Regions from separate parts of the Homo sapiens genome. Here all the other regions are linked to region 4. The links are chromatin loops, found by intact Hi-C in ENCODE. Cell type or tissue: CD4-positive, alpha-beta T cell. All regions are shown on one strand.

Region 1 (8,000 bases), 96 kb after region 4:
AATTAAGTTAGTATTATGTCAAGTAATTTTGAGAAAATGTAACTTGACATTTTTTGCAAGTAAAAAAAATTGTTTATTTGTTTAGGCTTAGTAAACCAGTTCCCAAACACAGTCAGACTCTTCCCATTGTCATCTGATTGCAGAGAGAAAGCACACCTTATTTCCAGGGAAAGCTACAACAAGCCCAAGGTCAAAGTGTATTATTTTTTGTCTTGTTGTTGTCTATTTTCTCCCAATTTTTTTTTGAAATTCAGAGGCTCATATCTGAAATAGAATTTTAGTTCCTCTTTCCTTTCCTAAAATTGGGGAAGTACAGCCCATGCTGACATTATTTTCAGGCTATTCTTAGATATACAAGTTGTTAGGCCAGGTGCAATGGCTCGCACCTGTAATCCCAGCACTTTGGGGGGCTGAGGCAGGCAGATCGGTTGAGCTCAGGAGTTCAAGACCAGCCTGGACAACATGGCAAAACCCTGTCTCTCCCAAGAATACAAAAATTAGCCAGGCATGGTGGCACACACCTGTGGTCCCAGCTACTCAGGAGACTGAGGTGGGAGGATCGCTTGAGCCTCGGAGGCGGAGGTTGCAGTGAGCTGAGATTGTACCACTGCGCTCCAAACTGGGTGACATGGTGAGACCTTGTCTCCAAAAAAAAAAAAAAAAAAAAAAAAGGTATGTAAGCTGACAAGCTCTTGTATCAAGGGCTTTTGAACCAGAGCAACTTCATCTTGAATAGGGACTGTGTAAAATGAAGCTGAGACCTACTAGGCTGCAATCCCAGGAGGTTAAGACATTCTTAGTCACAGGATGAGATAGGAAGTCAGTACAAGATACAGGTCATACAGACCTTGCTGATAAAACAGGTTGCAGTGAAGAAGCCGGCCAAATGCCACCAAAACCAAGATGGCAATGAGAGTGTCCTCTGGCTGTCCTCACTGCTACACTCCCACCAGTGCCATGATAGTTTACAAATGCCATGGCAACATCAGGAAGTTACCCATATGGTCTACAAAGGGGAGGCCTGAATAATCCACCCCTTGTGTAGCATATAATCAAGAAATAACCTTAAAAATGGGCAACCAGTAGCCCTTGGGGCTGCTCTGCCTATGGAGTAGCCATTCTTTATGTTTTACTTTTTTTTTTTTTTTTTTTTTGAGATGGAGTCTTGCTCTGGCACCCAGGCTGGAGTGCAGTGGCGTGATCTCAGCTCACTGCCAGCTCCACCTCCCGGGTTCACGCCATTCTCTTGCTTCAGCCTCCTGAGTAGCTGGGACTACAAGCACCCACCACCATGCCCAGCTAATTTTTTTTTTTTTTGTATTTTTAGTAGAGACGGGGTTTCACCATGTTAGCCAGGATGGTCTCAATCTCCTGACCTTGTGATCCGCCCGCCTCGGCCTCCCAAAGTGCTGGGATTACAGGTGTGAGCCACCGCGCCCAGCCTATTCTTTACTTAAACTTGTTTTCACTTTGCTGTATGGACTCAATTCTTTCTTGCACAAGATCCAAGAATCCTCTCTTGGCGTCTGGATCCAGACCCTTTCTGGTATCAGTGGTAAGCTCTGTTTAAGACAACTGTCATACCCAAGAGAATTCTTAAATTGTGGCAGTTAAAAATGTATTTATCCCCTCGAGGGCCGGGCGCAGTCGCTCAAGCCCGTAATCCCAGCACTTTGGGAGGCCGAGGAGGCGGATCATGAGGTCAGGAGTTCAAGACCAGCCTGACCAACACTGTGAAACCCTGTCTCTACTAAAAATACAAAAAAAATTAGCCAGGCGTGGTGGTGGGCACCTGTAATCCCAGCTACTCGGGAGGCTGAGGCAGGAGAATCACTTGAACCCGGGAGGCAGAGGTTGCAGTGAGCCGAGATGACACCACTGCCCTCCAGCCTGGGTGACAGTTGTTAGACTGCGTATCAAAAAAAAAAAAAAAAATTTATTTACTCCCTTGCTTCAAAAAGGACATAAGTTGGCTTGCAAATCACATTTTGTAGAAATGAAGTTTTTAAGATTAGTCTCATACTCATTACATAATATTTATTGACTACTTACATATTGAGTGCTAAATTCAGTGGAATAATATGAACAATAAAGACCCAGCCTTGTTTATGCTCTTCAGGGAGCATAAATAGAGTACAGCTGGCAAAACAAAATGTGCATATCCCAAACCTGTAAATCATGATCTAAGACAATATACAAACACTCAAATAGGGAACTTACCAGCTAGCAGACTTTGATTATGAACCACAGAACCTAGAATAAATAAATACTCTCTTGAAAGAACCATCATTGGAATAATTAAGTTCCAACTGTTTTTTCTTTCTGAATTCACTTAAAATCCAATTTCTAGAAGAATATCATTGGTCCAGCTTTAGTCATTGGTTCATCTCTTAACAGGCTGGGGCAGGGCAGCTTAATTGATGATGCCACCAGAATGGGCAACATGGGAAAAACCCTATCTCTACCAAAAATACAAAAATTAGCCAGTGATGGTGGCACGCACCTGTTGTCCCAGCTACTCAGGAGGCTGAGCTGGGAGGATCTTTTGAGCCTGGGAGGCAGAGGTTGCAGTGAGCTGAGATCGCACCACTGCACTCCAACCTGGAGTGGAAGGAAATTTCACTTCCTGGAATGGAAGAAAGTTCTTCAAAGGAAAATCAAGACACTGCTGTCAAAAAACACCAGGGGAGGGATGCTGTCCAGTCACAGCCAACACATCATATAGCAGTGGTAGCAGTAGTAATAGTATTTCCAGAGAGAGAGAGAGAGATTAGCTCTGAAAAAGAATGGAGAAGAATCAGGTTTCTTGGGGGAGGTAGGTCTCAGGCTAGTTCTTGAATGTACATTCTCAGCAGATGGTGAGAAGACAAGTGTGGTGTGGGACATTAATGATGAGGGATAGGTAGAAAAGATGGGAAGGGGGTCAGCTTGTAGATAACCTAGACTAGCAGGTGTATGACTTCTAGTCTCTGAACTGGAGCCATCTGAGATCAGTTTGAGATATGGTGTCTTATAAATGTATTGAGAGAGGTTGAGGAGTTGTCTATAGAATGGAATGGAGTGAGGTCAGAGATCAGTGGCAAGGAAGACCACATAAAGGTTTTTGCACAAACTTGCCTTGATGGCAAGTCCTCAAAAGTACAATTATCAAGCTTTCTGTTTAAACATGCATAAGTCAGTAAATATAAACATTAAAATTTGCCCAAGACTCTTAACTCAGTTGTATTTCATAATTAAAGTGTACATTAAAAAGCCAAACTAGTCATGAAAGTATTACATACAGCAAGGGCAGTTTAGATAAGTTAATGTTGCTATGGGAACCCCAGCAGATCTCCTTGTGTCTCCGTTTAAAAATCATGGCCCAAGGTGGTTTCAAAAACAACAGAAGGTAAAATTATTCTCACATTCTCACACATGTAAATTGTACTGTCTCTCTCAGTTCTAAATAGCGGATTCAAGCCAGCCTCTTGACTGGCACAGTAAAATTCGGCTTCGTGTCTTTCTATAATGTATTACAGCATGTGAGTTAACCTTTAGAAGCTTCAAAAATACATCAACCAAATTTGGACTGTGAGACACAAACTGGTCTCTTTTGGGCTCTGTCCAGCATAGCCTTCCTATTCCACATGGCTGCGCAGCAGGGCCATTTCCACCAGTGTCTTCTGCTTGCCTGGTCAGTCTTTCTGTCTCTTAACCTACCTACAACAACTTCCTTCTCGGGGTTTGCTGCTAGATAGAAATGTAGATTTTGGCACAGAAAGAAAAGGGAAAGACCTATTTGGAATTTTGTCTATAGATGTTAAGAAATCATGAAGCGTTGCAAATGTAACTGCTTGGGTATTAGTTTAAAATATTTGATAACTGCATGAAATTCTAATTTACCCCTCACATCCATAAAGCTAGGACCAGTTGGTTAGGCAGAGTTTGATATTTAAAAATTCATCTTCTGAGAGAGCTGAATTTCAAAAGGACCATTTTCTTTCCAGGAGTAAAAGGTATATTCTTTCATCTTCTTACAGTACAGAAACAATGGAATATATTGTTTAAATGCACCCTTCATTTTTTTCTCCATTTCTAAAAATTCACTTTTGAGCATCGTCCAAATGTAAAAATTCTCACACATGAGGAACTGTTTCCGAAGGTTGTGAGAAAGTCAAGATAACAGTTTCTATTATTAAAAGTTTTGCATTCGGTATGACACATTTGCCTGTATTGAAACACCCATTTAACATTGACTTCTGAGAACTTATTTGCTTTGCCTCTCTCGATTCCATATGCTTTGTCTACAAATTGTGAACACGTCCCGGTTTCTACCCGTGTGTGATTCTAAGTCGTTGCTGTACTCTAGCTTGTACGTGAAAATTCACCCATATGCAGATAGCTGCCCTCTTGGAGGCAAAACTTAAAGCTATCAGAACCATCTGGATTGTTAAACCCCAAAACTTCCAACTCATCAAAGTCCTGAAGCCTGAATAGATCACACATTGTTACTTCTAATTGGTTTTGATGTTTGTTATGCTCCTCACAAGTGCAGATAACTTCACATTTGCATCACTAATCGACCTCTTTCAAAGCCTCTGCTCCTCCTGCTTCCTGCCTCTGTTAGTCATCAGGAGACTTAGTGTTGGCGTGGGTATTTTCCCCGCTTGTGAAAGTGCATTGTCAATTCTAGAGCATTAAATATATGTGAGGTATTGTTATTAATCTACAAGGCAGTACACACAGTATTCCAGCAACAGTGACTTTTTCAAAGGTTTTATGAGACATTGTAAGAAAGACAGTATCTTTCCATGGAAAAAAGTGTTGCCTCAGAGTCAAACAGGAAGCATGGGTCCTAGTTCCTATTGAACTGCTTAGCTACTCTTAATTTAGCTCTGAATGCTAGATTTTGTGTATACTATACACATTATTTAATCCTCAAACTCCTAGGAATTCATTTTGATGATAACCATTTACAGAAGAGATGTTGGGTAACTTGCTCAGGATACCACATCTAGTAAGTAGCAGAGTCACAACTCGGACCCAGAACTCTCTGATTCCAAAACCTCTACTTGCTGCTCTTGTAATGGATGGGCCCAAATGCTGCTGGGAAAGGCACCAGGGAAGAAAGAGCTTTCTGAGTCAAGCAGAAAACGATAGCAGTGGAGAGGAGTTTGTTTCAGACGACCTTCAAGGTTATGGCTCATTCTAGATCCAATCATTCTAGCAAATAAGTAGGTTACACTTGTCCACAATTACAAATTGGAAAAGAAGAGAAGGAAAGGAACTGAGAGGAATGACAAAGCAAAAAGCTTTCAATCAGTTCTTTTCAGCATTCTGCTTCTGCCTAGTTCTGCACTCGCCCCACCCCCTCAGGCTTCAGCCTTCCACTTGGCATCCCTCCTCGCAGAGCACTCTCACTTGCATACTCCTCGCTTAAAGAAAAAAAGCATTCTGTACTGCAGTGGGGAAAAAAAACCCTTAAAATGTCTTCAAAAGGATTCAGCTCTAGGGTAATGTAAAATATGTGAAATCAGGAGGTGTCCATAATAAAATATGAGTGAAAACATCGTTATTTAAAACATTGTATGTACATTAATGCCACATTAATACCAATTCAGGCATGAAATGTTGAGCATTTCTTGGAATACGGTTTCTTGGAATATGGTTGGGGATTTGAGAGGCGCAAAGGTACCCGCAAGATGGCTTTGGTGTAGTTATAAATATAAATAGAAGTAAAATAACAGTTGCATCTTCATTTATAATGAATCTATATTGTGGCCTCAAAGCTACAGAGAAAAGTGGATGCCAAAATCTGTCTTTCATTAACATATGTCTTAAATGACAAGGAAGAGGTGTTGAAGATAAAATTACTTTTTCCTATGAGTATGAATCAGCAACATGCAGTAACAAGCAAGTAATAATAGTTCTGCGTGTGAGTGCCTACAGAGGGTAAGAAAAATAGCATCAGATTGAAAAAGCAAGTGCACCTGCAGAAGGGACCCAGGAGGCTGCAGAGCACAGCTCCCTTGAGCATCATCTCAAAGTGTCTCAGAGCACAGTGACCCTAATTCTGGCAAGTCAGGTTGGCATGAGATGGATGGAGCACACTGAAATCTCCAGATGGTCAGACAGCCCACCCTCAGCTGCCCCTGGAGCTCGGCAAAGGCAAGCTACAAGGCACTGCTACTTGGCCAAGAGTTTAAAACAACAGCTTCTGATTCTACAGTGTCTGTGGTTTCACAACCACTTAACCTTAAGTAAGGAACAGCTAGAGTTAGCTGAATGAATAAATACACGTTAACGTTACATAAAGAGGGAAAAAAAGCAATACTTGAGCACATAGACTTCAAATAGTGTCCAGCTAGCTGTGTCCTTGGCATCCCAGTGATCTGGGTCTTTATCTTTGATTTTCTCCAGCAGGTAGGCACTGAGTAGATCCAGGGCCCAGGGCGGGAAATGCTTCTGTATCAGATGTTACCTATCAAATAAAATGAGCCTTTGATTGCCTCCTAAAGCTCCAGCATCGTCTTTCCTAGTTGGGCTGATGAGGTTTGGTCCAGAAAAATGGAATTTTGTTATGCTTATAAAAATTATTTGGCCAAATATTTTCAATCCATTGCTCCTAGTTCATTGCAGAAAACGCAGAAATTAATTTTTTCCTCAGTTAACCTTTATATATCAAGTGTTGGTTGTTTCAAAAAACACTGGAGGACAGTCACCCTTTGGGCTTTTAAGGCTTTTCCGCTGGAAGCAAGCACTAAACCTGTGTGACTTCCTAAAATTAGCAATGAGCCCGCTGCTGAGTCCACTGCATTAGTGGGGCTTTTTTGTTTTTTGTTTTTAATGCTCTGTACTTAGCACAAGCAACACTATGTAATTGCTGCCTCATTTCTCTCACCTTCTGCCTCCTGAGAGCAACTTGTGTTCCTCCTGAGGCAGTCCTGCTAAACAGAATGCTTGGCGTAAAGAATGCGATCGCTCTCCTTACATCTTTAGTTGTGCCCTGCTCCCTCAGGTGAGCAGAGACATATCCCCCTAAGCAGCATTTGGCACTCGCACTGAAAATTGCCTGAAAGAGAATGGCTGAAATTGCCAGTATCACATGCTGCATTGAAACAAGAAAGAAATTTCTGCCTCCAAGGATAATTGCTTTTCTCATTGCTCATACTTTTTCTTTCGCAGCCCTCATTTATTTTAATATTTATATCTTTACTTTGACTTTCTACAAGATATTTTTTAAGTTTCTTTTTAATCCAAATGAAAGATGAAATTCAGGATCCCAAAAAGCAAGGAAGATCTATCCTTTCCATGAATATATTCTTAATCCACCACTCTCTGAGATGTCTCTTCATTTGCAGCTTTGTTTCTTAATAGAACACCTGGGCTCTGGAGATTAGTGAGACAAAGCTTCATTATAATCTTCCTTGTTTTACTCACATTTCTTCCATGCTTTCTCTCCCTAACTCACTCTCCAGGTGCTTCTTTCTCTTGCCAAATAGTGCAAGGAAATACTTTTGCAGATCTTTTGTTTACTTTAGGAAAAAACCATGGATCCAGGCTTCCCCATTCAGCACTGCTGCTCATTTCCTGACTGGCCTTTACAGTTTGGCTCAGTAGCAACTTGGGGACTTGTTTTCTACCCACAGGAAAGGAGCTGGGTGCCCGGCAGCCCCATGCCGGCATGAGAATTAAGTCCTGCTCATTCCCTGGATAAGCAAGCTGACGTTTTCCTCATAGATTTTCTTTTCCATTTCTCAAAGCTTTATTGCATACTCATTTAGCTTTGACTTTTAAAAAGACATTTTAATAGTGTTGTTTTTCCTCCAAGCATGTGCAAAAGCTGATCATGTGCACGAGGAAGCTCTCGAGAATAAAGAATTACCTCTTTGCTGTTTTTCACCTACTACGTCACACACTACACAACACACCCAGGGCTTACCCCTACTCCAGTGTCATTGGCAAGTGCCTGGCCTGGTATAGGAGGAACTGTGACACCAGAGGAATTTGGCTTGGGTTAC
Region 2 (8,000 bases), 200 kb after region 4:
TATATAATTTAAATTTCCTTTGGTTCCTTTTGGATTTCAACTTAAAATGACCTGTAGGCTCTATCAGAGTAAGAGCAATACATCACCGTGCCTGTCTTGGACATTCTTAAAGCAGATTTGCTCTGCCTAGTGTGACCTAACTCCAGCCACAGCAGAGCCTGAATGCAGACTTGATTCCCTCAGATCGCTGAGGAAAAAGAGCATCACAACTGACAAGACTTGGAGAAGAGCACTCTGTTCTGTATTTGTGTTGGAAACTAAACACAATAAGCCATCCTCTTTCCTATGAAACTGAATGTTAGTGTCTTTATGTAGGTGGAGTGGAAGGTGAGGTGGAGAGGATACTGAAAGAGTTGAGAGAGAGAGTGGGCACGGCGGCTCACGCCTGTAATCCCAGCATTTTGGGAGGCTGAGGTGGGCAGATCACTTGAGCCCAGGCATTTGAGACTAGCCTGGGCAACATAGCAAGTGCCCGCCTCTACAAAAACTACAAAAATTAGCCAGGTGTGGTGTTGCCAACCTGTAGTCCCAGCTACTCGGGAGACTAAGATGGGAGGATTGCTTGAACCCAGGAGTTAGAGGTTACAATGGGCCATGATCATATGACTATACACCAGCCTGGGAGACAGAGCAAGGCCCCGTCTCAAAAAAAAAAAGAAAAGAGTTGAAAGAGAACATGATTGCAGGCGGAGTCAGGCTTCAGTTGCTGAATCAAGGCCCATTGTCTTGACTCACTTAAACATCACAGAATTCTTTAGCTGGAAGACCTTGAGGGGTTACTAATTCAGGAGTTGAAGCAAAGTATAGAAAGTAATTTGTTAGAAATAATAAAAGTGCAGCTTATGACTGATTGATTAATTACTAAATTCCAGGGGATTCTAAGTTCTTATCATACATTGGTCCTCAAAGTATGGTTCTTCCAAGACCAGCAACTTCGCATCACCTGGGAACTTAATAGAAATGCAAATTTTTCAGCCTCACTGCAGACTTAACTGAATCAGAAATTGTAGGGTGGGGCCTGGCAACCAATGATTAACAAGCCCTCAAGGCGACTCTGATGCCCACTCCAGTTTGAGAACCACTGTTAAAATTGTATCAATTTAACACACCTGGCATTCAGGTGTGCTTTATCAAGGGAGTACGAATGGGTGAAGTTGTATACAACTAGTGCCTGGGGACTGGGGCACAGAGAGCCATGCATGCGCACATGTCATTCTCAGATGTCCCATTAGGATAAAGACAGACAGTTAGTGACCTTATCTAGACCCCATTGTAGAGATTAAGAAGCTGAGGTGCAGAAGGGTTACGTGACTCACCCAAGCCGTATGGATACTAAGAGGCAGAGAAGACACTAGGTCCCACCTTGCCCAGCTCAGAATTTTCTTTTGTCTTTTTTCTTGAGACAGGATCTCACTCTGTTGCCCAGGCTGGAGTGCAGTGGCTTGATAAAGCTCACTGCAGCCTTGAGCTCCTGGGCTCAAGCAATCTTCCTTCCTCAGCCTCCCGAGTAGCTGAAACTACAGGCATGTGCCACCATGCCCGGCTAATTTTTTTTTTTCATTAAAAATTTTCTAAAACTATTCACCAGAGTCTGAAAGAAGATGATGGCTGCTAGAGGTGAGCTCCACACTCCTCAAGAAAGATATGGCTGGAGTTTGAGACCAGCCTGGTCAACATAACAAGACCTCTTCTCTAAAAAAAAAATTTTTTTTAAATTGCTGGGCATGGTGGCATGTGCCTGTAGTCCCAGCTACTTGGGAGGCTGAGGTGGGAGGATCATTTGAGCCCAGGAGTTTGAGGCTACAGTGAGCCATGATCATGCCATAGCATTCTAGCATGGGTGACAGAACTAGACCTTATCTCTAAAAAAATATAAGCCTCAAACTCCAGGGGTCAAGTGATCCTCCCACCTCAGCCTCCCAACTAACTGGGACTACAGGTGCATGCCATCATGCCCAGCTAATGTTTTTTTACATGTTTTTGTAGAAAGTAATTCTTACTATGTTGCCCTCCCGCCTCAGCCTCCCAAAGTGTTGGGATTATAGGAATGAGCCACCGGGCCCAAACTAAAATAAATTTTTTTTTTTAAAAAAAAGATATAGGCCTGGCATGGTGGCTCATAGCTGTAATCCTGGCACTTTGGGAGGTCGAGGTGAGAGGACTGCTTGAGCCCAGGAATTCAAGATCCACCTGGGCAATACTGTGAAACACTGTCTCTACAAAAAATACATAAATTAGCTGGGCACGGTGGTGCATGCCTGTAGTCCCAGCTACCTGGCAGGCTGAGGTTGGGAGGATCACCCGAGCCCAGGAGGTCGAGGCTGCAGTGAGCCATGATTGTCATGCCACTGTACTCCAGCCTGGGCAAAAGACCCTGTCTCAAAAAAAAAAAGAAAAGAAAAGAAAAGAAAAAGAAAGATATGGCCTGATATAGAGCCCTGTAGTCTAGCGGAGCCAGACTTGGAATTCACCCATTAGCAAAACCTTTTGGAGATAAAAATATTTTTTCTAAAAAAAAATTTTTTTAGAAAAGGCTTTATAACTTTTCACTTTGGTAAGAAGGACAATTTTACAAAGTAATGTCTACTCTGGCCATAATTTCATAAAGGAGATGACTTTTTTCATAGCAAAGATGTAGATCAGATATGAAATTAGGATAAAACAAGTTTTTTCATGTTAAATACATTTTGCTTGTTTTTTTTAAAAAAAAACAAAACGCTTTTTGCTGTTTTCCTCTTATTTCTTCATGTGCACAGAGCACTAAAACTAAAATGCTGTGTACAATCATAGGAAGCTCAAATATCTTGCTAAAGACCCCTGATTAACAGGGGCTCTGACTGCCTGCCTTACCCCAAATGCAAGCTCTCATCACTAAGTAGGCATTTAATAAATGTCCTTTGATGATAAAAATTATGAGGACAGAGTGGGTTTATAATTTTTTTTACAGTTAAGAAATTACATGCTAGAGGTAGAAAGGACTTAAATTTCTTTTCCGAAGTCACACAACCAGTTTTAAAAGGAGCCGGTGCTGGAACTGAAGTCTTCTATCTCCTGGTTCCAAATCCTTTTCCCTTAGACTCCACTGACATTGATAAAGGACGTCTAAAATGATGTCCCTTATTTCCTTAGGGGGAACATGTTTATTTACCCAGGCAAAGGTATAATGAAATCAAACATCAAGGACCTATTACCAGATATAAAGATAACATCAACTGAACAGATGTTGGGAAAATTGGGGGTGTCAGGTTAAAGTTGCAAAAAGGCAGCATAACAGGGAGTGAAGCTTGGGGGCGGTGGGGGAGGTGAAGGAGGGGGCGGCAAGGGGTGAGGGTGGGGGCAGGGGAGCCAGGAATGTTTCTCTATGATAAAACAGCTGCTGGAGTGGCCAGGCTGAGCTTATGCAGATGTTAATTGATTTCTGGAGGTCCGGAAAGGCTTGTTAGACAAGCTTTAAAACGAGAGGAGGCCAGGCATGGTGGCTCACGCCTGTAATCCCAGCACTTTGGGAGGTAGGTGGATCACCTGAAGTCAGGAGTTCGAGACCAGCCTGGCCAAAATGGTGAAACCCTGTCTCTACCAAAGTACAAAAAATTAGCTGGGCGTAGTGGTGCATGCCTGTAATTCCAGCTACTCGGGTGACTGAGGCAGGAGAATCGCTTGAACCCAGGAGGCAGCGGTTGCAGTGAGCCGAGATTGCACCACTGCACTCCAGCCTGGGTGACAGAGTGAGACTCTGTCTTGAAAAAAAAAAAAAGAGGCCGGGCACAGTGGCTCACGCCTGTAATCCCAGCACTTTGGGAGGCCGAGGCGGGTGGATCACGAGGTCAGGAGTTCGAGACCAGTCTGACCAACATGGTGAAACTCCATCTCTACTAAAAATACAAAAATTAGCCTGGCGTGGTGGGGTGCGCCTGTAATCCCAGCTATTCAGGGGGCTGAGGCAGGAGAACCACTTGAACCCGGGAGGCGGATGCTGCAGTGAACCAACATCGCGCCATTGCACTCCAGCCTGGGCGACAGCGCAAGACTCTAATCTCAAAAAAAAAAAGCATCCATTTAACTCAGATATCACTAGATACATTTATGACTGAGTGTAGTCTGTGCAAAATAGCATTGAACAATTACACTTTTGTATGCACCTCAATGAAGTATCTTTGTATATTATATTTCTGGTGTATTAAATAAGTATAGGGTAAGCCATGCATCTTAGGTGAGTTCAACTACACAAGAAAAGAAAGAGGAAGTGAACTTACCGTGACAAACGGTTTGATATAATTCGTGGTGAAAACCAAAAGGCTTCCTACAACCCAAACCGGTTATAGAAAGGGAGCCAGTAAAAGTAAGTAATAAAACAATGCTTGTTTAAATTTTTGTCGCATGAAAGGCTCTACAGCAATGTAAACTGTGTTACAGGCACTAACATTCTTGTAGGATTCGAGGTCTCTGAATTGTTGAGCATCTGTCTTCAGAGTGCTTTTTAGTATCTAAGAATGTAACATGGGGCAGGAAGCAGAGAAATCAACCAAAAGTAAGGTTTTCATGTGCCCAAAGGATGTCACCGCAAAGATCATAGGAGATAATGTGGACATATCTGAAGAAGTGCCTTCTGGGCTGGCTGCTTATGACTGCTGTCCCTGGCACATCCGGCTGTATATACCTGCTGGCTGAAGTTACTCTCTCAGCCTCCTGGATATATTCAGCTTCAAATGCAGCTTCCCTTCTCCCTCCTGGTAACAGTCAGAGAAGCCTAGATCCTGTTATCAGTTCCTAGATTTCTTCTCAACATTTCACGGCATTCTCTCAATGAATTAACCTTGCCCTAATTTAATTAGCCGGCAAATTCTCCCTTGTAAATTGTCCTAGTTTAGTTTAGTCTCTAGGTGGTTCAGATATAAGGATGTTGCAATACAATGCAAAAAAGTCAGAGTCCGAAGTGTCCGTGAACATTAAGACTGGGTGTTTGTTTGTGTGTTTGTTTTGTTTGACTTTGTTTTTGCACAGGGCATTGTTTTTGTTTACTGTGGTGCTTAGCCCATTGGATGTATTAATTGGATATACTAGTCAGAGATTTTTCTGATTACGTCTGAAATCGAAATTCTTTTCTTTCGCAAATACTTGCCTAGATGTGGTCTTGGTGGGGAGCAGCCCCAGCCAGGGCTATTACACTTAAAGGGAAGATACTGACCATGGCTGGGTGTGGTGGTATGTGCCTGTAGTCCCAGCTACTCAGGAGGATTGCTTGAGCCCAGGAGTTCATTCTCTCCTATAGCCGCATTCTAGCCTAGGCAACATAGTGAAACCCTTGTCTCCTATAAAAAAAAAAAATAATAAAAAAAGAACGTGAAGGTGTGAGTGGCATTATAACCTTATTTCTCTTTCAGAGGGGCCGCTATAATACACACCTTGGTTGCCACATTCCAGTTCAGCTCTATTCATCTAAAAATAATCAGTTGCTTGGCTGATCATGGTACTATAATGACATTCAAATTCAGAACAGTAATACAACTTTTTAACATAAGGAAAATGTAAATAAACATAAATGAAGACATGACACTGTATTTTGATTTACCTGATTAGCTAATAGGAGGTACAAAACAGGCATTCCCATACACTGCCTGTGCCTACAAGCTCCTGGAAATTTTGAGAATGTGTATCAGTATTGTCATTAGTTTGCTAGGGCTGCGGTAACAAAGTTTCATGGATTGGGTAGCTGAAATGACAAAAATTTATTTTCTTTCAATTCTGGAGGCTAGAAGTCCAAGACCAAGGTGTAGGCAAGGTTAGTTTCTTTCAAGATCTCTCTTCTTGGCTTGTAGATGACCGTTTTCTCTCTGTCTTCATATGGTCTTCACTTCGTACATATTCTGTGTCCAAATTTCCTCTTCTTATAAGGACTCCAGGCATATTGGATTAGGGCTCACCTAATGACCTCACTGTAACTCATTATAATTACCTCCTTAAAGATCATATCTTCAAATACAGTCACATTATGAGATATGGGAATTAGGACTTCAACAAATAGACTTACAAAAGGACACATTACTGCGTCAGATTTTGTAAACTATACTAAAGAAATAAATATAATTTCTTAGGTTATAGGAGTATATATTACTTTCTTATAACCTGCTTTTCTTACCCAATATATATTTGAACATTTCTGTGTATATTTAAACACTTACAATATAAATTTTCATCGCTATCTAGCATTCTATCACATAGATACCTAATAATTTATTTAGCAGTCCTAACTTAAACTTAATTTTTTGAATAAGAAAAACATTCATATGGTTCAAAATCAAAACAATATAAAAAGATAAATACTTCCATCCCACCCCTGTTCCATATAAGTAACCCCTTTTATTAGTTTCTTGTGTATTCTTCCAATGTTTCCTTATGCAAATAAAAGCAAATGCAAATACATGCTCTTATTTCCCCTACTTTCTTACACAAAGGGAACACACTATTTACGCTGTGCTGCACCTTACTTTTTCTAAAAAGCAACATATTTCTGAAGCTTCTCCATTATCAGTACATAAAGAGCTTCCCCATTCTCTCCTATAGCCAGAAAATATACAATTGTGTAGCTGAACCATGGTTTACTTAACCAGTGTCTTCTATACAAGGTTGTCTCTAATTTTTCTTCTGTTGCAAACAGAGGGGCAAAGAATAAACTCATACATGTCATTTCCTACAAGTACAGATGTATTGCTAAGATAAATTCCTAGAAGTGGAATTGTTGAGTCAAAGTGCATTTATTATTTTGATAGACACTGCTAAAATGCTCTGCACTGGGCTTGCATCATTTTGCAGTCCCACCTGCAGGGAACAGTAACTAATTTTTCACAGCTTCCCCAAGAGAATGAGTTGTAAACTTTGGGATGGTTGTCAATATCAAATGCCTCATTTTTGAATGTTTAAGTTGCTTCTACTTTTGTTACATTTAGCAGCACTAGGATTAATATCCTTAGAGCTACACCTTTGCTCATTTTAATTATAGCCTTAAAATAAATTTCTTAAAGTTGATTATGTTGTTCTGGGAGTACATGCATTTTTAGGGCTTTTGATCTGTACTATTTTGAGGATTCTTGAAGTCTCAGGGGTTTTTAAGCACGGAGAGGAGAACTCTCCACTCTTATAATGTAATTAATGCTCTAAGTTTATATAGCTAATAAATAAAACTCAGAAAATCAGTTTCCTTGAGCATTTAAACATTGTTTCTAAACATAATTAATTAAAATCCTTCAATGATTTAAAATTTAATTACAAATTTAATTTGAAGGATTATTTAGAATTCTTCAAATGCCTTAAACAACAGTGAGAATAAAACTTATACTTACAATTTAAAAATAGCAACACCATGAATTCAATTTATTTTATAAAAAGTCTATTCTTATACCTTCCTAAGGTTGCAGTAATACTAATTTCTATACTTTCCCAGGATTACATTAATTTTACTAAAGCCAAAAGTAAAAAAAGAAAAAGAAAAAAGAAGACTAAATCAGACTAATTTAGGTTAGAGAGCCTGGGTTGTTAATTTAGTTGAAATAGGCTTGTATCTTTGAAAGTGATTCAAACCTGGCTGGGCGCAGTGGCTCACACCTGTAATCCCAGCACTTTGGGAGGCTGAGGCAGGCAGATCACTTGAGGTCAGGAGTTCGAGACCAGCCTGACCAACATGGTGAAACTCCATCTCTACTAAAAATACAAAAAATTAGTTGGCCGTGGTGGCAGACAGCTGTAATCCCAGCTACTTGGGAGGCTGAGGTCTGAGAAGAGAATCACTTGGACGTGGGAGGTGGAGGTTGCAGTGAGCCGAGATCATGCCACTGTACTCCAGCCTGGGTGACAAAAAGAAAGTGATTCAATCCTGTATCATTGACTAGTCTAGACTCCCCTCCCTTTTAAAAATAGATTTTATTTTTAGAGCCCTTTTAGGATCACAGCAAAATCAAACAGAAAGTATAAAGAGTTCCTATATCCCCCCATCTCCAAACATGCCC
Region 3 (8,000 bases), 160 kb after region 4:
TCTCCAGAGTTCCACAGGAATTTCCAGACATGACATGAAATGCCCACATTTATTTCACAGATCTCCCCGGCCATATAGCTGAGCCTCAGTGTTGCACCATCAGGAAACAAGAACATGCGCGCTGGGAACCTGGAAATAGAAAATAGATCCCAGCCCCATCCAGCTGACTGAGACCAATGCCTGATTCCCCAGCAGGGCAACCTGCCAGAAGTAGAGTCTGTAGTCCTCAGTAACTCTCCTGCAGGGGTTCCCCTCACACACTCCACTTGTGCAGAAGACTAGAAAGATGGCCAGAAACATAAAAAACACATCACGCTGCAGAGCGGTCTGCCTCTTGGCCTGCTGGGATGGCAGCCCTGGCGCCAGGGAGGCAGCTGAGGTATGGAAAGTTATATTAGGAAGAGAGGAAAGGGAAATATAGCCCCACAAACCCAGAAAAGAAAGAATGGAGAAATGGGGCCTCCAAAGTTGAATTCCTGGCCGGGCATGGTAGCTCATGTCTGTAATCCCAGCACTTTGGCAGGCTGAGGCAGGCAGATCACCTGAGGTCGGCAGTTCGAGCCCAGCCTGACCAACATTGAGAAACCTCGTCTCTACTAAAAAAAAAAAATTAGCCGGGCATGGTGGTGCATGCCTGTAATCTCAGCTACTCGGGAGGCTGAGGCAGGAGAATCACTTGAACCCAGGAGGTAGAGGTTGTGGTGAGCTGAGATCGTGCCATTGCACTCCAGCCTGGGCAACAAGAGTGAAACTCCATCTCAAAAAAACAAAAACAAAAACAAAGTTGAATTCCTGGCATGGAGAAACCCCATCTCTACTAAAAATACAAAATTTAGCTGGGTGTGGTGGTAGGTGCCTGTAACCCTAGCTACTCAGGAGACTGAGACATGAGAATCGCTTGGAACCCGAGAGGTGGAGGCTGCAGTGAGCTGAGATCACACCACTGCACTCCAACCTGAGGGACAGAGCGAGATTCTGACTCAAAAAAAAAAAAAAAAAAAAAAGTTGAATTCCAACCAGGTGCAGTGGCTCACGCCTGTAATCCCAGCATTTTGGGAGGCCGAGGTGGGCAGATCACGAGGTCAGGAGATCGAGACCATGCTGGCTAACACAATGAAACCCCATCTCTACCAAAAATACAAAAAATTAGCCAGGCGCGGTGGCAGGTGCCTGTAGTCCCAGCTACTCAGGAGGCTGAGGCAGGAGAATGGCGTGAACCCGGGAGGTGGAGCTTGGAGTGAGCCGAGATCGCGCCACTGCACTCCAGCCTGGGTGAAAGTGCGAGACTCTGTCTCAAAGAAAAAAAAAAAAAAAGTTGAATTCCTTGGCTCTTACAGGCATGTGCCTGCAATGTATCTGCTTCAGTCACCCAGTGCCTCAGGAAAGCAAATGATTTCTGGAATATGGTAGCTGACGATACTTTCCTTTGGATGATTCAGTTTCTTCACTACACAAATGATTCCATCGTAGCCAGGAAAGCATGCAACCTTGTGACTTCCCTCCCCACCAACCAAAATACTTCCCCTTCTCCCTATGCCTCAAATTCTTTCAATAAGACAAAGCTTTTTATTCCACAATTAAGGACAAGGAGCCCCACTCTAGGAGCTGGAACATATTGGCTTAAATACACAGGAAGGTTGTTATGGGCTTCCCTTGGGAAAATCTCCCGTATGGGGCCTGAAGACCCTCTGACACTTCATTGTAAAAATTCTTTCTTCTTTTGGGAAGCAGATGGAGTTAACAGGCTGTAACATTTGTCTATTGTTCTTAAGCAAGGCACATACTAATCTCTTTGTCCTCTCTCAGAAGATAGGCTTTATATCTGCGTCAAGAGACAAGACCATCTACAAATACATTACTTTGTTTAGAATTTATGCTCACTCTTTGTTTCTATGAAATGAAACAAAGCATCCTGCCCCATAGTGACTCAAGTAGGTCAAGAGAATTGTGATTGAAAAACCCCAAGGGTCTTTAATTTCTTCCTGGAAGAAAGAAAAAAGCTCAACTCTGTGGCCCCCACCTCCTTTCCATCACCTTGGATGGCTTGCAAAGAACTTGTCTGTAGAAGAACAGGCCTTTATCTGCTCTCTAACTCCACAGAAGAACTACTAGTTCCTAGGCCAGAACCATGTTGATGACTAAAAGAATCTCAGCTTCAAAGAGTCATAAGGCCAGAGTGTGGTAAAGTCTAACACTGATTTGTTTTGGAGATGGAGTTTTGCTCTCCTTTCCCAGGCTGGAGTGCAGTGGCACAATCTCAGCTCACTGCAGCCTCCGCCTCCTGGGTTCAAGTGATTCTCCTGCCTCAGACTCCCGAGTAGCTGGGATTACAGGCACATGCCACCAAGCCTGGCTAATTTTTGTGCTTTTAGTAGAGACGGGGTTTTACCATGTTGCCCAGGCTGGTCTCGAACTCCTGACCTCAGGTGATCCGCCCGCCTTGGACTCCCAAAGTGCTAGGATTACAGGCGTGAGCCACCGTGCCTGGCCCCTAGCACTGATTTTTAAAAATAACTAATATTTATGTTTCTACAGCTTTATTGGGGTATAACTGACTTACAATAAATAACATATAGTTGAAATGTACAACTCGATAGGTTTTGACATACATATATGTAAACCAAAAAGTATCTGAGACAGGTCTCAATCAGTTTAGAGGTTTATTTTGCTGAGGTTGAATACACACCCAGGAAAAAGAGACACAAGCCACAGCAGGATCTGTGGCCCTTATTTTTTCTGCAGAGAATTTTGGGGGCTTCAATTTTAAAGGGGAAAAGTAGGCAGGAGGGGAAAGGGGAAAGAAAAAAAAGAGGAAGGGCATGGTCACATTCTTGTGAAGTCACATGTGCATGAAAAGGAAGGGGTAGGGGAAAAATCAATTATGTATTTGACTCACACTCAGTAAATCTGCTCTTTTACATAAGGTGAAGTAAACATAGAGTAGAAAAGCAGTCAAACATGCATTCAGCTCAGGATGGAAGGGGATTTCGAATCTCCTCTTTCCCCTCACTCCTCCACCCCCAAGTCCATGAAGATAAGCTGTTCATTTACATTGTCAAGGTGAGGGAGGCCCCCTGTGGCCTTCTATCTGTAGCTATCAGTTTAGGAACAAAGATAAAGGCAGTTTTGGGGTTTTTTTTCATGACTCAGCTTCCAAGCTTAACTTTTCCCTTTTGGCATCGTGAATTTGGGGTTCCATGATTTTATCTTCCTTTCACATATGCAACTATGAAACCATAACCACAATTAATATAGTGAAAATACCTCAAAAAGTTTCTTTGCTTTTGTAACACTTTCTTCCTGTTCTTTCACATCTCCTCATCCACCAGGAAACCACTAATCTGCTTTCTGTCACTATACGTTAGTTTGCGTTTCCTAGCATGTTATATAAATGAACTCATACAGTGCATACTCTTTTTCTGGTCTGGCCTCTTTTGCTCAGCATTAATTATTTGCGGATTCATCCATGTTGTTGAATGTATCAATTGTTCATTTCTTTTTATTGCTGGGTAGTATCCCATCAGCTGGATATACCGGTTTGTTTCACCTGTACATGGACATTTGGGTTGTTTCCAGTTTGGGGCTATTACCAATGAAGATTCTATGAACATTTATGCATAATTCTATATAGATGCATGTTTTTTCTCTTATACCTAAGAGTGAATGGCTGGATAAAATGGTAGGTTTATGTTTAACTTTCTAAGAAACTGACAAACTGTTTTCCAGAGTGGTTGTACTGTTTTATACTTTCCCCAGCAAGGTATAAGAGTTCAAGTTCCTCTACCTCCTCACCAACACCTGGTATGGTCAGTCTTTTTAATTTTAGCCATTCAGTAGTTATGGTTTTAATTTGCATTTTCCTAATGACTAATGATGCTGAGCATCTTCTTATATGCTTCATATGCTTATTTGTCACCCATGTTTGTTTGATTCTTTTGCTTATTTTTTTAATTGTGTTGTTTTCTTATTATTGAGCCTTTTGTTCTTTTTTTTTTCTTCTTTTTTTTTGAGATGGAGTCTTGCACTGTTGCCCAAGCTGGAATGCAGTGGCGCAATCTCCACTCACTGCAACCTCCACCTCCCGGGTTCAAGCGATTCTCCTGCCTCAGTCTCCAAAGTAGCTGGGATTACAGGCACCTGCCACCACACCCGGCTGATTTTTTGTATTTTTAGTAGAGATGGGGTTTCACTATGTTGGCCAGGGTGGTCTTGAACTCCTGACCTCGTGATCCTCCTGTTTCGGCCTCCCAAAGTGCTGGTATTACAGGTGTGAGCCACCGCACCAGTCCTTTTTCCTTTTTCTTTTGGAGATGGAGTCTCACTCTATTGCCAGGCTGGAGTGCAGTGGCACCATCTCAGCTCACTGCAACCTCTACGTCCTGGGTACAAGCAATTCTCATGCCTCAGCCTCCCGAGTAGCTGAGATTTCAGGCACATGCCATCATGGCCAGCTAATTTTTGTATTTTTAGTAGAGATGATTCTTCTGCTCCAGCCTCCCAAGTAACTGGGACTACAGGCACCCACCACCACACCCGGCTCATTTTTGTATTTTTAGTAGAGATGGGGTTTCACCATGTTGGACAGGCTGGTCTTGAACTGATGACCTCAAGTGATCCGCCTGTCTCAGCCTCCCAAAGTGTTAGATTACAGGCGTGAGCCACGGCGCCAGGCCACAGAATTTTATAATTACATAACTCCACTTTTCCCTCCCAGCACTTAGGCTACTGTTTTCTTTATGCATATGTTGTAATCCCCACAACACATTGTTATTATTTTTGTTTAAACAGTCAATATATTTTAAAGATATTCAAATTATAAGAGAAAAAGTCTTACGTATTTGTCCATGTAGTTATCATTTTTGTTGCTCTGAATTTTCTGTATAATCATATTTCCATCAGGTGTTATTTTCCTTCTGCCTGAAGGATTTCCTTTAACATTTCTTATATTGCAGATCTGTTAGTGATAAATTATTCCGGCTTTGGTATGTCTGAAAAAGTATTTATTCCACCTTCATCTTTAAAAAATATTTTTGCTGGGTATAAATTTCTAGGTAACAGTTTGTTTTTTCCTTCAGTAGCTTAAAGATGTTGCTCCACTGTCTTATCACCTGTATCATTGTTTCCTATGAGGAGTCTTCTGTCATCCTTATCTTTGGTCTTCTGTATATAATGTGTCTTTTCTTCTCTGGCTACTTTTAGTATTATCTCTTCATCACTAATTTTGAGCAGTTTGATTCTGATGTGCCTTAGTGTACTCATTTTCTTCATATTTTTGTGCTTAGGATTTATTGACTTTCTTGGACCTGTAGGTTTTTAGTTTTCATCAAAACCAGAAAATTTTCAGCTATTATTCCTTTGAATAGCTTTTCTGTCCCTCCCGCTACTTTAGGGACAACAATTACATATAAATCAAACTGCTTAAAGTTTTCCTACAGCTCACTGATGCTCTTTTCATTCTTGTTTTTAATTCTCTTTTCTCTTTGTGTTTTATTTTTGGATCAGTTCTATTGCTATGTCTTCAGATTCACTAATCTTTTCTTTTGCCATTAATCTCATCAGTGTAATTTTAATCTCAGATATTATAGTTTTTATCTCTAGAAATCTGATTTATGGTTTTAAAATAGTTCCTGTCTCTCCTTAACTTTTCAAATATCTGGAATATAATAATAACTACTATTTTAATATCCTTGTTACTAATTCCTATATCTGTGTTAGTTTTTTTTATCAGTTTCAACTAGTTTATTTTCCTCTTCCTTATTGGTTATATTTTCCTGTTTCTTTGCATGCCTGGCGAGTTTTTTTAATGCATAATATTGTGAATTTTAATCTATTGGGTGCAGGATATTTTTGTATTCTTATAAATATACCTGATCTTTGTTCTGGGATGCAATTAAATTATTCGGAAACATTGAACATTTTGCATCTTGCTTTTAAGATTCATGAGGTGGTTGTTTTTGGAGCTAAAAATTAAAACAATTGAACTCATGGAAATAGAGAATAGAATGATGGTTCCCAGAGGCTGGGAAGGGTAGTTTGGAGGAGTAGGGGGCAAGTGGGGATGATTAATGTGTATTAAAAAATTGAAAGAATGAATAAGATCTAGTATTTGACAGCAAATAGGATGACTTCGGGAAGCTGAGGCAGGCAGATCACTTGAGCTCAGGAGTTTAAGACCAGCCTGGGCAACATGATGAGACCCTGTCTCTACAAAAAATACAAAAATTAGCAGGACATTGGCTGGGCGCGGTGGCTCACCCCTCTAATCCCAGCACTTTGGGAGGCCGAGGCGGGTGGATCACCTGAGGTTGGGAGTTTGCGACCAGCCTGGCCAACATAGAGAAAACCTGTGTCTACTAAAAATACAAAATTAGCTGGGCTTGGTGGTGCACGCCTGTAATCCCAGCTACTCAGGAGGCTGAGGCAGGAGAATCGCTTGAACCTGGGAGGCAGAGGTTGTAGTGAGCCGAGATCACACCATTGTACTCCAGCCTGGGCAACAAGAGCGAAACTCCGTCTCAAAAACAAAACAAAACAACAACAACAAAAATTAGCTAGGCATGGTGGTTCACGCCTGTAATCCCAGCTACTCAGGAGGCTTGGGTAGGAGGATCACTTGAGCCTGGGAAGCAGAGGTTGCAGTGAGCCAAGATCACACCACTGCACTCCAGCCTGGGTGATAAAGTGAGATGAGATCTTGTGTCACACACACACACACACACACACACACACACACACACACACATTTTTTTTTTTTTGAGACAGAGTCGCGCTCTGTCGCCCCAGGCTGGAATGCAGTGGTGCGATCTCGGCTCACTGCAACTTCTGCCTCCCCGGTTCAAGTGATTCTCTTGCCTCAGCCTCCCAAGTATCTGGGACTATAGGCACCCGCCACCATGCCCAGCTAATTTTTTGTATTTTTAGTAGAGATGGGGTTTCACCATGTTAGCCAGGATGGTCTCGATCTCTTGACCTTGAGATCCGCCCACCTCAGACTCCCAAAGTGCTGGGATTACAGGCGTGAGCCACTGCACCCGGCCAAGATAGTATTTAAAAAAAAATGAAAGTATGTTCAATTCCAGAGAGAGGAGGCAAATTCAAAATTCAAAGTGGGAAAGACTGTTAAGAGCACATCTCTGGAGAAGGGAATTTAGCAAGAGAAAGAGGGAGACACAGCAAATATATTGTAGGAAAATTTAAACTTTCCCTCTGAAGGTTCAATAATTGAGTCATCCTGCCAAAATAAACAGACAATAGACAGATTGACAGGAGAAAAAGCATACAAGTTCATTAACATGCACGTGGACATGGTAGTCCCACAAATATGAGACTCAAAGGCCCGGTAGCTGAAGCTTAGATAGCACCAATTTCATAGGGAAGAGAGAAATGGGAAATGTAGGCAGTTATGAAGGGCAGAAGTTATTTTCAAGGGAAATGAATGAGTCCAAAAAACAGACAATGGCTTGGGACAAAGTTCCTCTGAGCTCTGGGGGAGGTGGCAGGAAGATGAGGGGTGGAACTTCACTGTGAACAAAGGTTGTCTTATTACATAGATAAAGTCTCCCAGGTATTCTCTCAGAGTGCCCTCAGAAGAATAGATGAAGAGTCTGTGTGGGCATGATGACTTTTAGTCTTTTCTCTTCTCTAGTGGTTCATCTTTTCTGGTCTTAGGACAATTGCATTTTTTTTTTTTTTTTTTTTTTTTTTTTGAGACAGCGTCTTCCTCTGTCACCCAGGCTGGAGTGCAGTTGTGCGATCTTGGCTCACTGCAACCTCCACCTCCTGGGTTCAAGTGATTCTCCTGCCTCAGCCTCCTGAGTAGCTAGGATTACAGGTACACAGCACCACGCCCAGCTAATTTTTGTATTTTTAGTAGAGATGCAGTTTCACCATGTTGGCCAGGCTGGTCTCGAACTCCTGACCTCATGATCTGCCCGCCTCAGCCTCCCAAAGTGCTGGGATTACAGGCATGAGCCACCGCGCCAGGCCTGACAATTACATTT
Region 4 (8,000 bases):
CTCATCTTCTTTTTCTTCTTCTTGTCTCTCTGCATAACCATGCCACTCTCTACTGAAAAGACAAAAGAATAGTCTAGCGGGAAGAGCATCATACCAGGAGTCAAAAGCTACAAGTTCTAGTGCCAGCACCATCACTCCCTGAGATCTTGACCAAGCCGCTTTCTTTTGTTGTTGTTTTTAAATAAAATTTTTATATTTTTTGTAGAGACAGGGTTTCACCACATTGCCTAGGCTGGTCTTGAACTCCTGAGCTCAAGTGATCCGCCCACCTTGGCCTCCCAAAGTGCTGGGATTACAGGTGTGAGCCACCGTGCCCAGCCAACACTTTGTTTCTCTAAGTTTTACTCAGTCATCTGCTTGGTGGGAACACTCAGGATTGAAGTGAGATCACATATTTATAAATGTGAACATGTTGTTAGGGGAAAGGATGAGAAGCAATGATATACAGTACATTCTCTGTTTAGAAAATGTAACAGAAACAGGGAGTTTGGGGAAGGGAGAGATTTAAATCAGTCACATGGGATTTTTTTAGGGTGGTGGAACTATTTTGTCTGAGACTATAATGGTGGGTACATGACACCATGCATGTGTTATGTACAGCACAGAGTGGAATTTAACATGTTCAGAATTTTTAAAATGATATCAGGAGTGTGGGGATTCCAGGATGGAATGCAGAGTGACAAAATAATCTAACTGTATTACAAATGTATGCAATAACCTCACTGAAGGGGGCCAGAGAAAAGGTGTTGACCTGAGTAACTTTGGAAATGAGACCGTAAGACTAAAGGCAATGGGAACTGTACATAAGCACTATACTGCAGTTGATAAAGTTTCCTGTGGCAGTATGGGGTAATAATTCTGAAACCACTATACAGGTGTACTAGAATCGAACAATTATTAACTGGATGGTGATGATAGGAACCAGGTTTCTTACTGTTGGAGTAGAAGGCTATAGACAAGCAAGAAGGGAAGGCTGGAGTTATCTGTGTGGTAATAGATTAGAGTTGGAGCTAGTAGTATGAACTCTAGTTTAATATAGATACAGATGAATGCATATAGAAACACATTATATATAGATATATGTATATACTTGGTTTATTATGCACACCTATATTTCCTTGCTTTGTCCCTTGAGAGGACTGAGAAGCAAGGACAACCTAGTAGCAAGGAACACACCTGGTGCCCAGACCATTCTCTAATAAAAGGAACAAAGATTCTTTGTAGAAATGGCTGTTTCTAGGACTAGATCAAGGAATACACAAAATGAGTGCCAGAAAGTAAGCAAGTGCTAAAAACAAAAACACAGTGATGGAACTATGTCAAAAGGAATATAGGAGCCAACTGAAAGAGGATTTTTTTTTTTTTTTGAGACAGGGTCTCACTCTGTCACGCTGCGTGACTATACTCATACTGGAGTATACTCATACCGGACTATACTTATACTGGAGTATAGTCACCCAGGCTGGAGTACAGTGGCATGATCTCGGCTCACTGCAGCCTCCGCCTCCTGGGGTCAAGCAGTCTTCCCACCTCAGCCTCCCAAGTAGCTGGGGCCACAGGCACATGCTACTATGCCTGGCTAATTTTTTGTATTTTTGGTAGAGATGGGGTTTCGCCATGTTGTCCAGACTGGTCTTGAACTCCTGAGCTTAGGTGATCCTCCAGCTTCGGCCTCCCAAAGTGCTGGGATTATAATCCCAGGCATAAGCCACCATGCCTGGCTTGAAAGAGCTCTTAATGGCCAAAGCTCAAAATAATTTGAGCAGCAAAATAACTGTTAGTATTTAGTTATAACATGAAGTATAACATAAGTATCCCTGGTCTGTACTGATATAAATAAAGGATTGAATAAATAAATGAATGGGAGAGAAGAGACAAATCGTCCATGCAAAAGAATTCCAAATATTTTGTGTAGATATTCTGCCCTTAAGGAGGTAGAGCCTAAGTGCCCACTTTTTAAATGTGGGCTCTGCATAATGATTTCCTTCCAAAGAGTACACTATGTAAAAGGGGCATATACCTTAACAGTGGGGAGAAACCTGTTAAACCCCGACTAGTATACCTCAAAACTGTCAAGGTCTTCATAAACAAGGAAAATCTGAGATACTGTCAGAATAAATAGGAGCCTAAGAAGATATGATGACATGGCCGGGTGCGGTGGCTCACACCTGTAATCCCAGCACTTTGGGAGATTGACACGGGTGGATCATGAGGTCAGGAGATCGAGACCATCCTGGCTAACACAGTGACACCCCATCTCTACTAAAAATACAAAAAATTAGCCGGGCATGGTGGCGGGCACCTGTAGTCCCAGCTACTCGGGAGGCTAAGGCAGGAGAAAGGCGTGAACCCAGGAGGCGGAGCTTGCAGTGAGCCGAGATTGCGCCACTGCGCTCCAGCCTGGATGACAGAGTGAGACTCCATCTCAAAAAAAAAAGACATGATGACATGATCTCATGTAATAAGGGGTCCCGGAACAGAAAAAGGACATTAGATAAAAATTAAGGAAATTGAATAAAGTATGGACTTAAGTTTATAATAATGTATTACTATTGAGTTGTTAATTATAATAAATATACCATAATAATGTAAGATTTAATAGTGGGGGAAACTATATCACATATATGGAAACTCTCTGTACTATCTGTAACATTTTTATAAATCTGAAATTAAAAGTTTACTTTAAAAATGCAGCAGGAATATGGTAGACACCACTATATAGGGATAGCACAACTTAGTAATTAAGAAGATGAACTCACGTACCAGCCTGCCTGGGTTCAGATCTCAGCCTCACTGCTTAGTATCTGTGTAACCCTGGCTACCTTAAGTAACTAGAACTACTTAACTTCTCTGTGCTTCAATTTCTTTATCTGTTAGTGAAGATTCTTGGGAGGACTAAATGAATTTGTGTGTGTGTGCATGTGTATGACTTGGAGTAGTGCCTAGCACAAAGCAAACCTTATATAATTGTTTGAATCTATTTATTATTACTACTTTTGTTCTTTAGTTTTGGTGATTATGGCTAAATTTCACTGCATCTCTCTTCTTCAGCATACTGATTTTTAGCTTGGCACTCCAACAGAACAGTATCCATAATACTTTGTTTTCATGGGGAAAATCATCGAGATTATAAAGATTCAAGAGAAAGCAGGACCAGAACTTGAGAATCCCCAACCCAGTTTCATGCTTCATATATAGCACTGACTTAGTGAAAGCTACAAAGCCTGACAGGATCTACTTTTTATGGGCATAGACATGCCACACATAGAAATTCTAAGTTAATTTTATTTGGTTTTCAGTAGATTTCTTACTAAGATATCCACTTCCCTTGTTAAGCTGATGTTCTTTTTGGGAAAAGCACTGCCTGCAATGCAAACCCCTCAGATGTAGGGTTCAGCATCTAAAATTTAGATGACATTTGAAGCAAAAGTGGGATGTATTATGGAAACATGTATTTCCGGTCTTTTACCTCTCTGCTAAAATTCATGCCAACTCTTTAGAAAACTTCTGATGGATCAGCAGCTCAGATGGAATAGCGTACTAAGTAGAACATAGAATCTGGAGTCAGGAGCCTGCTTGGAGAGTGGGCTCTTGTGGCTATGTGACCAAGTGCTCGAGCCTCAGCTCCTGCATCTGTACAACAGTGATAACAGAAATGCTTTTCCCACCCTTGTCCCTCACTTACAGGATAGTTGAAGATCAGATGTGAAAATGAATGTGAGAGCTTTTGTAAGTTATAAAATCTGTACAAATAAGATCTGTTAGAGTGGTTCTCAGATTTTCAACCAGAGTAAAGGCTAATGGAGCTTTATAGCCATATTAAGTGTTGCAGCCATCTGGACACCTTTAATTATTAAGTAATAAGGTGAAATCGTTGAACTTAAAATGCTCTTGATGGAAAATTTTCTCACAGCACTTTAGTTTTTAGGATGTTTCTCTTTGGCATAATAAAGGAAGGCATTGTTTTAGTCTGGAATTGTCTGTTTGAGGTGGCAGTTTGAGGAAATGGTTCCCAAAGTCTTCACTGAAATTAGCTGGAGAATACAAAGGTGAATCCCTGTGATATGGGAAGCTACCTACCTCCTTTGGACACAGATCCTCTTGTCCTGGTGTAGAGATGACCAGCAGAGGGTGCACGAGCTTTCCTAGGAGCTGACTCCAGCTTCAGCAGCAAGGCTGGGCAGACCTGACTGGTACCATCTGTGTTTTCTGTCTGATGATTAACAAGTACTATAAATGAAACGATCCTGGCGCGTCAGAAACACAGTCATCAAATGGAAAGAGAGAGCAGCCATAATGTCAAACAACAGTGTAGCAAGTGCCTGCCATAGTTGATGAATAGGAGGTTTCTAGATAACTGGAATTCAGCATTCTAGCATGGGCTGTTGGTTTCCCACATTCTCCTGTTACCCTTTTCCTTTTCTAATAATTTCTTTCTACTTCCTGGTTCTTTGCTCCACCTTAATCAGCATCCATAATCATCTGCCTTACCCAGTCTGACAATTAGAGGTCTTTTAAGCAACTCTTCTCTGGACATTTACCCTTGGCTATTTGGGTCCAGAATCCAGCATTCTAGTGTTGCTGTCACCTACTGCCTATTATACCATCTTTTATTCCCTAGAGTGGATCCTCTACTCATGAGTATTATATAGAATTTGTATATTTAGTGATTTTAAAATATTTTTATATTTTCTAATTATAAAGGTAATTTGGGTTTACATAGAAAAAAGAATATTTTAGGCCAGGCGTGGTAGCTAATGCCTGTAATCCCAGCACTTTGGGAGGCCAAGGCGGGTGGATCACAAGGTCAGGAGTTCAAGACCAGCCTGGCCAACATGGTGAAACCCCACCTGTACTAAAAATACAAAAATTAGCCAGGCATGGTGACAGGGGCCTATAATCCCAGCTACTTGGGAGGCTGAGGCAGAGAATTGCTTGAACCCGGGTGGCAGAGGTTGCAGTGAGCCAAGATCGCGCCACTGCACTCCAGCCTGGGCAACAGAGTGAGACTCTGTCAAAAAAAAAAAAAAAAAAAAAAAGATTTCGAGATATATTAAGAAGAAAATGCAAGGAAGATCTGTGAGCCTTTCAATCAGTGACAACTGCTATAAATTCTACTAGACTTTCCCTATGCATATGCATGTTTCTTGGTATATAGACATTAATTTTTTAAGATGAGACCGTACTATAAATACTATCTTGTACCTGACTTTTTTTTTCTACCTAATAAATCATGGACATCTTTTCATACCATGTTAGTTCATTTTCATCCTGCTGATAAAGACATACCCCAGACTGGGTAATTTATAAAGAAAAAGAGGTTTAATGGACTCACAGTTTCATGTGGCTGGGGAGGCCTCACAATCATGGCAGAAGGCAAAAGGCACAGTTTACATGGCAGCAGGCAAGAGAGAGAATGTGAGCCAAGTGAAAGGGGTTTCCCCTTATAAAACCATCAGATCTCGTGAGACTTATTCACTACCACGAGAATAGTATGGGAGAAACCGCCCCCATGATTCATTTATCTCCCACCAGATGCCTCCCGCAACATGTGGGAATTATGAGAGCTACAATTCAAGATAAGATTTGGGTGGAGACACAGCCAAACCATATCACATACCAATAAATTTAGGGTTTTAGTAACCTTTTTTTTTTTTTTCAGAAACAGAGCCTCACTCTGTCACCTAGGCTGGAGTGCAGTGGTGCAATTATGGCTCACTGCAGTTTCAACCTCCCAGATTCCAGTCATCCTCCTGCCTCAGCCACCCAAGAAGCTGGGACCACAGGTACACACCACCATGCCCAGCTAATTTTTTAATTTTTTGTAGAGATGGGGGTCTCACTATGTTTCCCAGTCTGGTCTTTAACTCCTGGCCTCAAATGATCTGCCTGTCTTGGCCTCCCAAAGTCCTGGGATTACAGGTGTGAGCTACTGGGGCCAGCCTTTAGCAAGATGTTTTTTTTTTTTTTTGAGACGGAGTTTCGCTCTTGTTGCCCAGGCTGGAGTGCAGTGGTGCGATCTCAGCTCACCGCATCCTCCGCCTCCCGGGTTCAAGCAATTCTCCTGCCTCAGCCTCTCGAGTAGCTGGGATTACAGGCATGTACCACCACACCCAGCTAATTTCGTATTTTTAGTAGAAATGGGGTTTCTCCACGTTGGTCAGGCTGGTCTCAAACTCCCAGCCTCAGGTGATCCGCCCACCTTGGCCTCTCAAAGGGCTGGAATTACAGGGATGAGCCACTGTGCCTGGCTTTAGCAACATTTTTAAGCAGCTACATAATTTTCCTTTCTATGCATGTACAATAATTTAGTCAGTCTTCTAAAAATTAATATTTGTATTGTAGTTTTTCAGTGTAATATACAAATAATGCTATGACAAATCCTTAATATATTCTTCTGATTATATCCATAGGATATATTTTTAGAAACGAAATTTTCTTTCTAATTTTTTCTTTAAAATTTTCATATGTATTACCAAAGCCCCCTCAGGAAAGGTCTCTCAGTTCAGTGCCCCCTCAGTTTGCCAGAATGCCTGTTCCTGCACACCATTTATCACAGTGTTTTTACCTTCGCCAAAATGACAGAAGATTATTTTACTGTTTTCTGTGTGATGGGCTTTCCGCTATCCATATCACCCAGAAAATTAATCTAAGGCAGCGAGTCTCCAGCTTTTTGGTCTCAGGACCTCTAGACACTAAAAAATTATAAAGGCTCCAAAGAACATTTGTTTATGTGGCTTGTAGCTATGGATATTTACTACATTTGAAATGTAACCTAAGAAAAAATTAATTGTTTAAATATTTATTAAATCTTTTTTATCACAACACCTGTAAAAACTGCATTATTAAGTGATTTAAAAATAAGACTAATAAACCCATTGTATGTTATTATGGCATATTTTTATAAAAAATATTTTCCAAAAGAAAAATATTAGAAGAATGGCATTGTTTTACATTTTTTGCAAATCTCAATGTCTCACCTAAGAGATGACTGGATTCTTATATCTGTTTCTGCATTAAGTCTGTTGTGATATGTTGTTCTGGTTGATATATGTGAAGAAATCTGATCTCACACAGATATATTTTATAAGTGGTTAGAAAGGGGAGGAGTGCTTTGTCTCTTCAGATGAATATGGGTATTCTACTTTACTACTACACCAAATCCCAGTAAGTGGTAGTATCTTAAAGGTTAATTGCAATATTACAATTTGAAGCCTTGTCAGTGAATTTTTCATATTCTGCTACATTAAAATCCATTGGTCTGTCTTGTATTATACTTTGACTGGATCTTTAGCCCGTGCTTGATTTTGTATCATCTTATGTTGGTCATCTGGAAAATACTGGCTCATTGAGTTGTATAGGTCTTCCAAATGTTGACACATTTCATTTTATAGTGCCAAAAATATCTTGTTCTCATCTGAACAGTGTTTAAGAATTAGAAAGCTGTTAGGCTTATAGTGGTGAACACAGGTTTTCCAGAATTCTAATTTTTGCTTAAAAGCTTAAATTTTATCAAAGGCAACAAATGGTGTCAGTTGTTTTCTTGGCAGTCTTACTTCATTTATTTTTGAGAAAATACCAAAGTTAAAATGATGCTCTGTGAAAACAATTTTTATTGCTTCATCAAGGAAATGCTTACGTGAAACTGCCTTTTTTTTTTTTCTGTGAGTCCATAGTTGGTGAAGAAGACAGTGATCTTCTGTATAGTTTGATGCCACTGTTTTGATTTAGGCAAAGGTGCTAATGCTTTTATCCACATTGCCTGTGCACCATTGGTGCAAATGGCACTACAGTGTTTTTTTTTTTTAAGGCAAATAATATGTTGATATTATCATGAAAATAATTTTAGCCTTTTGAAGACTGCCTAAAGGGGGGTAGGGTTCCCCAGGAATTCGTGAACCATACTCTGAGAACTTCTAGTTTAAGATTCTCTTACCAGAGATTGATTTGGGAATAGTTTGTGACCAAATTCTGGCCAGTGAAATCTGAGAGCAAGTCTG

The links. A loop is a pair of places that touch in the nucleus more often than their neighbours do. Peaks named below come from ENCODE experiments on the same cell type or tissue, not always from the same donor. Only the 100,000 strongest peaks of a DNase experiment are listed, where the experiment ranks them.
Region 1: a loop joins it to region 4, with 1.9 times the contacts of the local background. A loop is called at or near these places in 10 of 110 quality-filtered maps.
Region 2: it touches region 4 in a loop (7-fold over the local background); 5 of 110 quality-filtered maps call a loop at or near these places.
Region 3: a loop joins it to region 4, with 2.0 times the contacts of the local background. A loop is called at or near these places in 11 of 110 quality-filtered maps.

Annotation. Positions count from the first base shown.
Region 1 is chr2:171,315,898-171,323,897 of GRCh38, reverse strand. METTL8 (methyltransferase 8, tRNA N3-cytidine) reads left to right here. Exons shown (of 10, transcript NM_001321154.2): 10 at 1-8,000. Among named protein-coding and RNA genes, the nearest start is that of METTL8, 110 kb to the left of the region's middle. RefSeq lists enhancers at 3,731-3,780, 3,926-4,748, 5,227-5,326, 6,054-6,113, 7,216-8,000 and silencers at 5,336-5,538, 6,845-7,139. In CD4-positive, alpha-beta T cell, no CTCF peak of the experiment used is centred here; a DNase peak (open chromatin) is centred at 4,567; H3K4me3 peaks cover 791 bases; H3K27ac peaks cover 403 bases.
Region 2 is chr2:171,207,604-171,215,603 of GRCh38, reverse strand. It overlaps a transcript of TLK1 not described here. Among named protein-coding and RNA genes, the nearest start is that of TLK1, 51 kb to the right of the region's middle. In CD4-positive, alpha-beta T cell, no CTCF peak of the experiment used is centred here; a DNase peak (open chromatin) is centred at 4,603; H3K4me3 peaks cover 899 bases; H3K27ac peaks cover 1,016 bases.
Region 3 is chr2:171,255,899-171,263,898 of GRCh38, reverse strand. The region is part of intron 2 of LOC107983995 (a long non-coding RNA gene); the gene reads left to right. Among named protein-coding and RNA genes, the nearest start is that of TLK1, 99 kb to the right of the region's middle. In CD4-positive, alpha-beta T cell, no CTCF peak of the experiment used is centred here; a DNase peak (open chromatin) is centred at 3,058.
Region 4 is chr2:171,412,389-171,420,388 of GRCh38, reverse strand. All of the region lies in intron 1 of METTL8 (methyltransferase 8, tRNA N3-cytidine), which reads left to right. Among named protein-coding and RNA genes, the nearest start is that of METTL8, 18 kb to the left of the region's middle. RefSeq lists enhancers at 4,173-4,222, 4,233-4,342. In CD4-positive, alpha-beta T cell, CTCF peaks have their summits at 3,912 and 4,115 (motif pointing right); a DNase peak (open chromatin) is centred at 4,158.